Linked DNA regions of Homo sapiens: regions 2, 3 and 4 are each linked to region 1. Evidence: chromatin contacts called from ENCODE Hi-C or POLR2A ChIA-PET data. All regions are on one chromosome and are shown on one strand. Each heading gives the region's core, a stretch centred on a gene start or an enhancer-like site at or near the end of the contact. The rest is flanking DNA. Distances are from core to core; before and after follow the strand shown. Region 1 holds the start of GGCX (gamma-glutamyl carboxylase). Region 2 overlaps USP39 (ubiquitin specific peptidase 39). Region 3 overlaps USP39 (ubiquitin specific peptidase 39). Region 4 holds the start of SFTPB (surfactant protein B).

Region 1 (2,700 bases), core at 153-2,652:
GGGCTAAGGGGACTAATATCTCTGCACATCTGTAAACCATTCCAAGCACACCATGCTGCGGCCTCAGTTAAGAAGCTCTTGATTAGGGAGTCACAGCCAAAAGGTATGGTCCCTGTGGCCCCCTGCTCTGTTTCTCTGAGTCTTCTGGGCAACTTCATGCCACAAGCAAAATGGGTCACTGCTGCCTCGCCTCTACATATCATATAGCATTTCTAGCTGGGTACGGTGGCTCACACCTGTAATCCCAGCACTTTGGGAGGCCGAGGCAGGCGGATCACCTGAGGTCAGGAGTTTGAGACCAGCCTGGCCAACATGGTGAAACCCCGTCTCTACTAAAAACACACATACAAAAAAAATAAAAAATTAGCCGGGTGTGGTGGTGGGCGCCTGTAATCCCAGCTACTCGGGAGACTGAGGGAGGAGAATCGCTTTAACCCGGGTGGCGGAGGTTACAGTGAGCCGAGATAGCGCCATTGCACTCCAGCTTGGGCAACAAGAGCGAAAGTCCGTCTAAGGAAAAAAAAAAAAGCATTTCTGGCCACCAAGTAAATCCTAACTGTAGGAGACAAAGCAGGTTTAATCCTAAACTTCGCAAAGACCTCTTCTTTTATACCAATGTCTTCAGCTCTGAGGAAAAGGGAGCTAAGTCTACTTGCAACCAAAAAATAGAGATTGTCATTCTCCACTCTCAACCAAATTGCTCCCACCCATAAACTGGACTCACCAAAAAGAAAACGAAAGACAGCTAAGCTTGCAGGGTCCGTTGGTCGATTCAGCAGGGTCACCAGCCTCCGCCAACTGGACAAATCTGTCCACTCAAAACCCAAGAGTTTCCCTATTCGGCTGTCCTGCCTGGGCCCTGAGATCAGTTCAGCCTTGTCTTTCTGTACTTTATCTGCAATCAATAAATGGAGAAAATATGTGTGCGGGGGTGGGCTCCACCTCAAATCAAAGAAATCACTGCACCAACAGCTCAGAGCTTCCGCCCACCCGGGTCGGCTCAATGAGGTTGCCTCAATGATCTGACTATAGGAAACATCCCTGCAGTGCAGCCCCCTCTCCACGATCCCCTAATGTCCCAGAACCCCTCAGACTACAGTCCCCTAACCGCAGTGTTCCCGAATGTCATCATCATTCAGAAGCCGCAGGCTGCAAATGTCTCACAGCACGCCCCCTTCCCCACAGAGGACCCCCCCCCCGCCTCACCGGGAGACACTGGGCGTCCTCCCGCCCCCGCCCCTCTGAGACCAGCGCTCCTAGGAACTCTCCGCCGGAGGGCGGGGTCCTAAGCCTACCTGAGCTGGGCGAGGTCCGCGCGGACCCGGCAGACACCGCCATTGCTCTGCGGAGGAGGCAGGTGGGTCACAGCTGCCGCGTCTGAACGGAGGCCGCCAGGAGAATTTGCTTCCCTAGGCTCCGCCTCCCGACGCGTCAGCGGCTGTGCGGCCGGCCGCAAAGCGCCAGCACTGTCGTAAATACTACCCACGACCGGCGGCGCCGGATTCCTTGCTTGGCGGCAGGGGGCGGAACAAGGAGCCTTGGAGCGGGGCAAAGGTACCCCTTAGTGCCGTTGATCTCCAGGGGCATTGTTAGACTCGCCTGTTATGCCTTCCGAGGGGGCCTCTGCTTTTTAAACACTGAAAAGAGTCTGAGTTCCCCAACTTCCTTGGGTCCTCCCCGACCCCATTAGTCCTCTCCGTCCCTGCGTCCCTGCGGTGCTCTCTGGTGTGAGGGATCGGGCGCAAAGGGCAAACTTTTTGTCAGAGTGACGCCGAGTTGAGGACGCGCCTGGAAATGTTGCCTGGGTTTTGAGCCATTGCACGACCCCTTCACTTTCTTTTCCAGGACCTGCAAAGAACCGAGGTTTCAAAGCAGTAGGGGCCGGGCACTGCTCTCGCTTGTAATCCCAACAGTTTGGAAGGCCAATGCGGGAGGATCGATAAAGAAAAAAAAAAAAGGCAACAACAAAAAAAGAAAAAACACTAAAAAAAAAGTTAGCTGTGTGTCGTGGCGCGCTCCTGTGGTTTCAGCTACTCGGGAGGCTGAGGTGGGAGGTTCGCTTGAGCCCAGTAGTTCGAGGCTGCAGGGAGCTGTGATCGCACCACTGCACTCCAGCCTGGGGGACACAGTGAGACCCCGTCTCAAAAAAAAAAAAAAAAAAAAACAAGCCGGGTGCGGCAGCAAGCCTGTAATCCCAGCACTTTGAGAGGCCAAGGCGGGCGGATCACTTGAAGTCAGGAGTTAAAGACCAGCCTGGCCAACATGGTGAAACCCCGTCTGTACTAAAAATACAAAAATAATCCGGGCATGGTGGCGTGCGCCTGTAATCCCAGCTACTCGGGAGGCTGAGGCAGGAGAATCGCTTGAACCTAGGAGGCGGAGGTTGCAGTGAGCCAAGATCGCGCTACTGCACTCCAGCCTGGGCGACAGAGTGAGACTCCGTCTCAAAAAACAAAAAACGAAAAAGAAAGAGAAAGAAAAGAAAAGGCGGGAAGAAAAGAAAGAAAGAAAATTAAAAGCAGCCAGGGAAACAGGAACAACATAACTGAAGAGGGGATACAGAGCAAGGGCAGTGAGTAGAGTGTGGCCCATCAGGGAAGGTTCTCAGAGGTGAGTCTGGAGCAGAATTAAATACCTAAATCTCTCCACTGGGATTAGCCAGCAGGAAAAGAAGAAGGCATCCCAGAGAAGCGGTTCTCA
Region 2 (2,700 bases), core at 198-2,697, 67 kb after region 1:
ACAGGTGTGAGCCACCATGCCCAGCCAATTTTTAAATGTTGGTAAGTATAATAAGAAAACAATAATCCTACTTCACCAAGAAAATGATTAAAAAATCATAAACACAGGCTTATTGGGGAAAACATGTATAAATTGTAAGGGGCTGGGCATGGTGGCTCATGCCTCTAATCCCAGCACTTTGGGAGGCCAAGGTGGCAGGGTCCCTTGAGGCCAGTAGTTTGAAATCAGCCTGGCAACATAGCGAGACCCTGTCTCTATTTAAAAAAAAAAAAAAAAATTAGCTGGGCACAGTGGTGCATGCATGCCTGTGGTCCTAGCTGTTTGGGAGGCTGAGGTGGGAGGATCCCTTCAGCCCAGGAGTTCGAGGCTGTTGGAGAAGTTTGAGGACTTTGAAAAGTGCAGGCATTACAGGTGTGAGCCACTGCACCTAGCCTTGGATCACTTCTAAAGTTAATTATTTGTATTTTTTTCTTGAGTTATTGGGCCTTACAGACTCCTTTCCTATTGGTTCGTCTTACTGAGCTTTAAGAAATATATGATAAAGTTCTTCCCTTTTCTGTTGCATATGTTGCACATGTTTTCTGCTAGTTCTTATTTGGCCTTTAAATTTTTTAAGTGATATTTTTGCCATGAAGAATTGGACAAAAAACTGTAAAGGCATATTTTTTACATTCAGTGTCTGCTCTTGGTGTCATGCCTAGTCTCTGGAAAGGTCAAATTCTTAAGTAGAGAGACTTTTCATCAGATCGTTCCTCTTAAATCCTCTCATGGCTGCGTGAAAACTGATTTTTTTTTGAGATGGAGTCTCGCTCTGTCACCCAGGCTGGAATGCAGTGTCACAATCTCAGCTCACTGCAACCTCTGCCTCCCAGGTTCAAGCGATTCTCCTGCCTCAGCCTCCCGAGTAGCTGGGACTACAGGTGCGTGCCACCATGCCTAGCTAATTTTTTGTATTTTTAGTAGAGACGGGGTTTCATTGTGTTAGCCAGGATGGTCTCGATCTCCTGACTTCGTGATCTGCTCGCCTCGGCCTCCCAAAGTACTGGGATTACAGGTGTGAGCCACCGCGCCCTGCCGAGTGAAAACCATTATAGGATGGACAGATAGAATTTGGATTTGGTCAGAGCTGTTAGTCTTGGCTTTCTGATGAATTTTAGATCGCATAGGAAGTTCTCTTTATAAAAATAAATGGATTAACAAACCCTGTGTGATGATGTTTCCACTAAAATAGGGTTGACTGGACCAGATCATCCATCTGGAGGGTGGATAATTCTTCTCTGAGGATGACCAATATTATTTATATTGTTGCTGAGGCCAGAGTGCAACCTTTTCTCCACAAGATAGACAACTGAGAATTAGGATAAACTTTGTCCATCCTCTTGTTTTGAGAGTAAATCTCTCTTTTTAGTAATTATTCTACAAACAGGAAGTCCTTGTTTCTTTAGCTGAGCTTAGCTTGTCGGGGCTTTCCTAATCCCCTCTGTGGTTAAAGTGCTCTCTGTGTTCTGAGTTGTCTTCCTTAGAGGTGCCTGGGTTATTACATTTAGCAGAAACCCTTCTAGCTGACTCCCTGAATGGATGACCTTGTTTAAGAAAGAAATGTGTTCATGGTAAGCACAGTGCTGGTCGGGAAGGACCTGTGGGGATACTGCATTTTTATTTAGGGTGTCTTTGGTCCTCTTCCTCCCAGTTTCGTTTTGTTTTGTTTTTTTGAGATGGAATTTTGCTCTTTTTGCCTAGGCTGGAGTGCAATGGCGCGATCTTGGCTCGCTGCAACCTCTGCCTCCCGGGTCTAAGTGATTCTCCTGCCTCAGCCTCCCGAGAAGCTGGAATTACAGGCACTCACCACCACACCCAGCTAATTTTGTATTTTTAGTAGAGACGGTTTCACCATGTTGGCCTGGCAGGTCTTGGACTCCTGACCTCAAGTGATCCGCCCACCTTGGCCTCCCAAAGTGCTGGGATTATAGACGTGAACCATCGCGCCTAGACCCCTCCTCCCAGTTTTGTAGCTCAGGCTGATGAGCCTGTGTTTCTTCCTGAAATTAATACGGCTAGTTTTTATCTTTCTGCTTAATGAGATACAATTTGTTTTTATTGTCCTAAACCTTTTGACCATTTTCTCTTTCTCTTTTTTTTTTTTTTGAGACGGAGTTTTGCTCTTGTTGTCTAGGCTGGAGTGCAGTGGTGCCATCTTGGCTCACTGCAACCTCCGCCTCCCGGGTTCAAGTGATTCTTCTGCCTCAGCCTCCTGAGTAGCTGGGATTACAGGCGCGTGCCACCATGCCCTGCTAATTTTTGTATTTTTAGTAGAGACGGGGTTTCACCATGTTGGCCAGGCTGGTCTTGAACTCCTGACCTCAGGTGATCCTCCCACCTTGGCCTCCCAAAGTGCTGGGATTACAGGCATGAGCCACCTCGCCTGGCCGACCATTTTCCGTCATAACAGAGTATATTTACTTTTTAAAAAAAATTTTGGCTGGGCATGGTGGCTTAGGCATGAGAATTGCTTGAACCCTGGAGGCAGAGGTTGCAGTGAGCCAAGATCGTGCCACTGCACTCCAGCCTGGGGGATGGAGCAAGACTCGGTCTCCAAAAATAAAAAAAAAATTTCAGTAGGTTTTTGGGGAACAGGTGGTTTTTGGTTACATGAATAAGTTCTTTAGTGGTGATTTCTGAGATTTTGGTCACCCATCACCC
Region 3 (2,744 bases), core at 163-2,662, 87 kb after region 1:
TTTTCTTGATGACCTGTTGCTTTTTTTTTTTTTTTTTTTTTTAAGACAGAGTCTCACCCTATCACCCAGGATGGAATGCAGTGGCATGATCTTGGCTCACTGCAACCTCCACCTCCTGGGTTCAAGTGATTCTCCTGCCTCAGCCTCCCAAGTAGCTGGGACCTACAGGCACCTGCCACCAGGCCTGGCTAATTTTTGTATTTTTGGTAGAGACGGGGTTTTACTGTGTTGGCCAGGCTGGTCTCAAACTCCTTACCTCAAGTGATCTGCCCACCTCGGCCTCCCAAAATGCTGGGATTACAGGCGTAAGCCCCTGTGCCCAGCCAGGAATGTCCATATTTAGGTTCTCTCAGTGGTTGACACTGTGTACCTCATAAGTGAGAATGTCTAGTCTGTCATTTCTGAGCAGGAAGGAGACATCATAGGTGATGATTAGATGGCTTCCTCTTTTCTCATCTTTAGTGTCCACTAAATTCCTTTTAAAAAGATGTACAGAAGTGTTTCAGACTCCATTGTACTTCAAGGGGCCAGGCGCAGTGGCTCATACCCATAATCCTAGCACTTTAGGAGGCTGAGGCGGGAGGATCTTTTGAGACCAGGAGTTAGCCTGGGCAACACAGTGGGACCCCATTGCTATTAAAAAAAAAATTAGCCAGTTTTAGTGGCACACACCTGTAGTTCCAGCTACCTGGGAGGCTGAGGGGAGGATCGCTTGAATCCAGAGGGTCAAGGCTGCAGTGAGCTGTGATTACACCACTGTAGTCCAGCCTGGGTGACAGAGTGAGACCCTGTCTCAAAAAAAAAAAAAAACAAAAAAACAACAAACAAAAAACAGTGCTTTAAAAAAATTCCCAACAGGAATTGAGTTTGCCATGATTGACACACCAAAAGTCCTATTAATTGAATCATGGCCAGAAGAAGTCATGTACCCTCTTCTTTATGACTGTTGCTGGATGATGTCTAGTGGCTGTTCTTCTAATTTTTCTAGTCTTGGCTATGATCCTTTCCTTCTACACCCTTTTGGTTTTAGAGAGCAGACTAACCCAGCTCTTCATACTTTCTGCAGGGGACAGGCAAATGGTATGAATTACAAGACCTCCAGGTGACTGACATCCTTCCCCAGATGATCACACTGTCAGAGGCTTACATTCAGGTGGGTTGGCCACAGGCTTAGTGAGCCACAAATAGGTGGCGTATGGGGCCAGTGAGAGGAGTGGGCCAAGGCAGGAAGAGGGATAGAGTTAGGACCTTGGTTGGAGGGCCAGGTACCTATTGGGAAGTACTTAGTAGTGAGTTGGGGGCAGAATGTATGGCCCTGAAAGTCAAGCAGAGATTTTCAGAAAAGAAGTATAAGGAAGTGTAGAAAATGTATGAGTGAGCAAAGAAAGTTGCGATTATGGCCAGGTTAGTTTTGCAGAAGTGTGCGGTCTGGTTTCGAGGAGGAAGAACCTAGACTCATCAGGGAGGCTGGCTAGAAGTCGACCACGAAGTGCTCCCCAGAGCCCCAGGCAGCTTTGTGACCCCACAGCGCTTTCTACTTGACGTTTGTTTTAGTGCCGGCCATATCGCTTTGCCTGTCTGTCCTCTCCATTGGATTGACCCATGGAGCACAGAGCATCTCTGTCTTCTCTTTATGTAACTGCCCTAGTACCTGGCAAAAGAAGGAAGATTGAGACAAAAGCCATAGCTTTGTAAGAAGAAAGTGATACCTCTCCTTCTAGAGATAACTTTTTTCTCCTCAGTGGCTGTAGCCACTGTAGCAGATTTCCAAATGGGGTATAGCAGATTTGTAAATGGGGTGACAAGTTGTCCATGGCCTGGCACAGAATAGGTATTTGATAAGTGTCTGTTGACTGAATGCCTCCTAGACTTCAGTTTGTGTTTTCATTTCTTACAGATTTGGAAGAGGCGAGATAATGATGAAACCAACCAGCAGGGGGCTTGAAGGAGGCGTCTAGGGCTTTGCTCCCAAGGGCTGTGGCTGATGATGGTAAATAAGAACACAGAAGCTGTAGCTGAACACAGGCTGGCTGGTGGGCTTCCTAGGCCAGCCCAGCTTGTATGGGTTCTGGCTACACCAGAGCACCAAGAGCCCACTTGCCTGGGATGGCCCCACACTGTCACTCAGCTGTTCTTTGATCATTTTTTTCTAGATTGATGCTCCTTTCTCCCATGCATTGAGCTCCCATCTAGCTTCAGCAGGGCAGAACCCTTCTCCAGATGTGTGTAACTTATGTCTTGAGTATCTGGGAGTAGTTGAAGAACAGATAATTCCTTCCAAACATCAAGCCTTGGGATTCTTGGAGCAAGCAGAAAGCCAGTAACTTCGCTCTGTTAGAGGTGGAGGATTTTCCTATGGTTCCCCCCATTTCCTGATTTGTATTTTTAGATGGATTAAATAGTCTCCTGTTTTTAAACCAGCCTCTTGTTTTATATCTTTTCCTTTGGTGGTTGGCTGAGGAAAATATTTTCCTTTTTAATCTTCACAAACTCTCTACCCTACAGTCTGACATCTGGTGCACATCACGCTCGCCCTTTCCTGTCAGCTTGTGGGTGGTGTGTCAGTTAGGATGCATTTGTTTCTAAGTAAAAAAATACCTGAGTCAAGGGGATACATTATTATTGTGCTTAACTAGAGGGCCAGAGGTGGGCAGTTTCCAGCTGCAGTGCAGGAATGAGTAAGGGAAGAGGAAAAAAAGGAAATAGGAAGCGCTTCTCACTACAGTGCAATTCTGAGGTGGTCT
Region 4 (2,700 bases), core at 179-2,678, 110 kb after region 1:
GGCCTCTCTGAGGTCTACCCCGCCCAAGTCCCTGGACACAAGGCCCCACCAGGGCAGACTGACCCCTAATCCCCCAGGGTGCTGGAGTTCACGAGTGCCAAGGAGTTAAGTAGTTGGGCACATGTAGGGGCCCTTCCCCTCAGGGAAGACCATCTCTGGCTGTGCTATTGAGCTCAGGGCCATGACCTGCTCCCAGCCAGGAGGAGCTGGGACTTCCCAGGCACCCAGGCCTCCTCCTCAGCCTGGAAATGGCCCCTTTAGGGGGCTCAGCTCTTCCCTGCTCTGTCCCTCATCTCTTGGGCCCCAACCTTCATCCAGGATCTGGGCATCATTACCTGGAAAATGGCCTCCTTGGCCATCTTGTTAAGGATGTGGACGATGTCCTCACACTCTTGGCATAGGTCATCCTGGGGAGGGAGGGGCCCCAAGGTGGAGGACACATGAGTGGGGGAGGCTCCCAGCTCCAATGGGGAGGTTCTCTTAGGAAGAGGCCAACAGAGCACTCCAAGGCACATGCAGCTGCCCACCAGCCCAACTTGTCCCATCTCATCCATATCAATTTATCCCATCCATCTCTTCTATTCATCCATCCCAATCCATCCATCTTTATTCTGTGTCATCCCATCCCATCCCATCCCATCCCATCCATCTTTATTCTATGTCATCCTATCCTATCCCTTCCCCTCCCATCCATCCCATCCCATCCCATTCATCCGACTCCATCTATTCTATGTCATCGTATCCCATCGCATCCATCCCATTCCATTTTATCCTATCTCATTTCATCTCATCCCATTTCATCTCATCCATCCCCTATGGGGGCTCCACTCTCCTCCTGCCCATCCAGAGCCCACCCAGCACCCTTCATTTCAGACCCCCAGTTGCCATGCATCCTTGGTGGTACTCACGGCTCCCACATGTCCCCAGACTTCCTGTAGGCAATGCCCTAGGGCTCTGCACTGCAATGCTTGCTCCAGGCTTTGGCACCAGAACTCAGGGCCCTGGGCACAGGCCAAGGATGAGGTGGTCCAGGCAGCTGTGGTTTGGGGCCAGAGCAACCTTAATCAGGATCCAGGCTACACACCTGGCATCATGATTTCACCCACCCTCTAGACCCAGTTTTGCTGGGAGTGTGAGGCCATTAAACATGTGGACGTCAGACAGCTCTGGGTTCCACCTGCTCCTGGACCCGCCAGCTGTGTGACCTTGGATAAGCTCTGAACCCTCTCTGAACCCCAGCTGCCTTGTCTTTAAAATGAGGACAGACTTGGGTTAATGCCTAGCACAAAGCAGTGCTCAGTGAGTGGTGGAGCTGCCTAGGAGAGGGGAGGCTGGGGGAGACTCACCAGTGCCTGGGCCACAGAGCGTGGGCAGCAGCAGCAGCAGCCACTGCAGCAGGTGTGACTCAGCCATGGCACCTCTGCAGCCTGGGTACCCTGCTTGGTGCATGGCCCCTTATAGCTGGGCGGGGCGTGGGGGCTCTGTAGGAGTGGCAGCGACCTCAGTGTTTGTCTTTGCTCTGAAGAGCCCTCCAGGTGCTTGATCCCACCTTTTCCCAGCAGGAACACTCCTGCCTGCCTTACCACCTGTCCTGGCTGATGGCCTGTTCCTGCCTCCTTTGCCCCCTGCCCAGACTCCCATGTTCCTGGACTTGTGGCTTCCTCCAACCAGGGGCTCTCAAGCCTCCATACCTGGTCCCACCTCTCCAGGCCGTGGGAGGGAGGTTGAGGAGGGTGGAGGGCATCTGGTTGGGGGCAGCCTGGGTGTTCCCCTCCCATCCCCTCCCTGGGCCTCCCAGGCCCCCTCTACTCTTGAGCAATGCTCTTGAGAGCTTCCTGCCTGGCTCTTAACCCAGGGCAAGCCCTGGAAGGGCAGACCCAGGACACTCTCACCACCTCCTTACCTTTTCCCCTGGAAAAATCTTCTGGTTCTATGGACACATGGTTTGCATTAGTCAGAAGAGCATTTACACAAAACAGAAAACAAAATACCCTGAGTCAGAGACAAGATTTCTGTGGCCCTGGAGTGGCTCCCAGACAGCCCTATACAGGAGGTGCTGCCCATGGCCCCTGGGGACCCCTCCAGGGTAGGGGCTGGGGCATAGCTGCGATGGTTCAGCAGAAAGAAACTGTCCTCTGCAGCTGCAGGGGCTCTCAGGCAGGGCCCCCACTGGCAGAGCACACTGGAGAAAAAGCTCACAGGCTGAGGGAGACAGAGGATATCTTGAGTGGAAGAAAGAGAGCATTAGCACATTGCCACCACCCCAGCCATTGTGATCAATTTATCTGATCTCTGCAGGAGCCCTCTCCCTAGTGGAGGCTCACAGGCCTCTATACTCGGGAAGCACTACAGTGCTTTTGTGGGTGGACGGGCAGGAATTAGTACCATGATGAAAAGAGATGGGGCTGGGTGTGGTGGCTCACTCCTGTAATCCTGGCACTTTGGGAGGCCGAGGAGGGAGGATCCTTTGAGCCCTGGAGTTTGAGACCAGCCTGGCCAATATAGTAAGACTCCATAACTACAAAAAAATTAAAAAATTAACCTTGTGTGGTGGTGCATGTCTCTGGTCCCAGCTACTCAGAAAGCTGGGGCAGGAGGATCGCTTGAGCCCACCAGGTCGCGGCTGCAGTGAGCCATGATTGCACCGCTGCACTCTGGAATGGGAGTGTGAGGCCATTAAACATGTGGCCATTAAACATG

What was found. Hi-C counts contacts between places; a loop is a spot of excess contacts on that map. ChIA-PET counts read pairs that join two places held with the same protein, here RNA polymerase II (POLR2A). Pooled maps may share reads with other maps.
Region 2: a pooled map shows a loop between it and region 1 (2.6-fold over the local background). The contact joins the enhancer-like site here to the promoter of GGCX in region 1. A Hi-C loop is called at or near these places in 22 of 168 maps with a recorded cell type or tissue (B cell, CD4-positive, alpha-beta T cell, CD4-positive, alpha-beta memory T cell and 10 more), 23 of 37 single-sample maps with no recorded cell type and 29 of 50 pooled maps. POLR2A ChIA-PET finds 5 or more read pairs at or near these places in 40 of 52 experiments (AG04450, BJ, CD4-positive, alpha-beta T cell and 31 more).
Region 3: a loop to region 1 is called in a pooled map, with 2.5 times the contacts of the local background. The contact joins the enhancer-like site here to the promoter of GGCX in region 1. A Hi-C loop is called at or near these places in 1 of 168 maps with a recorded cell type or tissue (naive thymus-derived CD4-positive, alpha-beta T cell) and 10 of 50 pooled maps. POLR2A ChIA-PET finds 5 or more read pairs at or near these places in 9 of 52 experiments (B cell, CD4-positive, alpha-beta T cell, HepG2 and 5 more).
Region 4: a pooled map shows a loop between it and region 1 (2.2-fold over the local background). The contact joins the promoter of SFTPB here to the promoter of GGCX in region 1. A Hi-C loop is called at or near these places in 3 of 50 pooled maps.

The regions. Positions count from the first base shown.
Region 1 is chr2:85,560,091-85,562,790 of GRCh38, forward strand. It overlaps GGCX (gamma-glutamyl carboxylase), which reads right to left and starts at 1,403. Exons shown (of 15, transcript NM_000821.7): 1 at 1,296-1,403; 2 at 725-895. The coding sequence starts at 1,338. RefSeq lists an enhancer at 1,377-1,606.
Region 2 is chr2:85,627,369-85,630,068 of GRCh38, forward strand. All of the region lies in intron 5 of USP39 (ubiquitin specific peptidase 39), which reads left to right. Among named protein-coding and RNA genes, the nearest start is that of USP39, 13 kb to the left of the region's middle. Within about 2 kb of position 1,448, at least 2 of the 41 ENCODE cell types and tissues checked have a DNase peak (open chromatin) inside an H3K27ac peak, as active enhancers do; they include B cell and GM12878, where a contact is called at or near this core.
Region 3 is chr2:85,646,864-85,649,607 of GRCh38, forward strand. It overlaps USP39 (ubiquitin specific peptidase 39), which reads left to right. Exons shown (of 13, transcript NM_006590.4): 12 at 1,067-1,153; 13 at 1,898-2,420. The coding sequence ends at 1,945. Among named protein-coding and RNA genes, the nearest start is that of SFTPB, 20 kb to the right of the region's middle. Within about 2 kb of position 1,413, at least 7 of the 41 ENCODE cell types and tissues checked have a DNase peak (open chromatin) inside an H3K27ac peak, as active enhancers do; they include B cell and PC-9, where a contact is called at or near this core.
Region 4 is chr2:85,666,771-85,669,470 of GRCh38, forward strand. SFTPB (surfactant protein B) reads right to left here and starts at 1,429. Exons shown (of 11, transcript NM_000542.5): 1 at 1,347-1,429; 2 at 909-1,036; 3 at 336-407. The coding sequence starts at 1,413.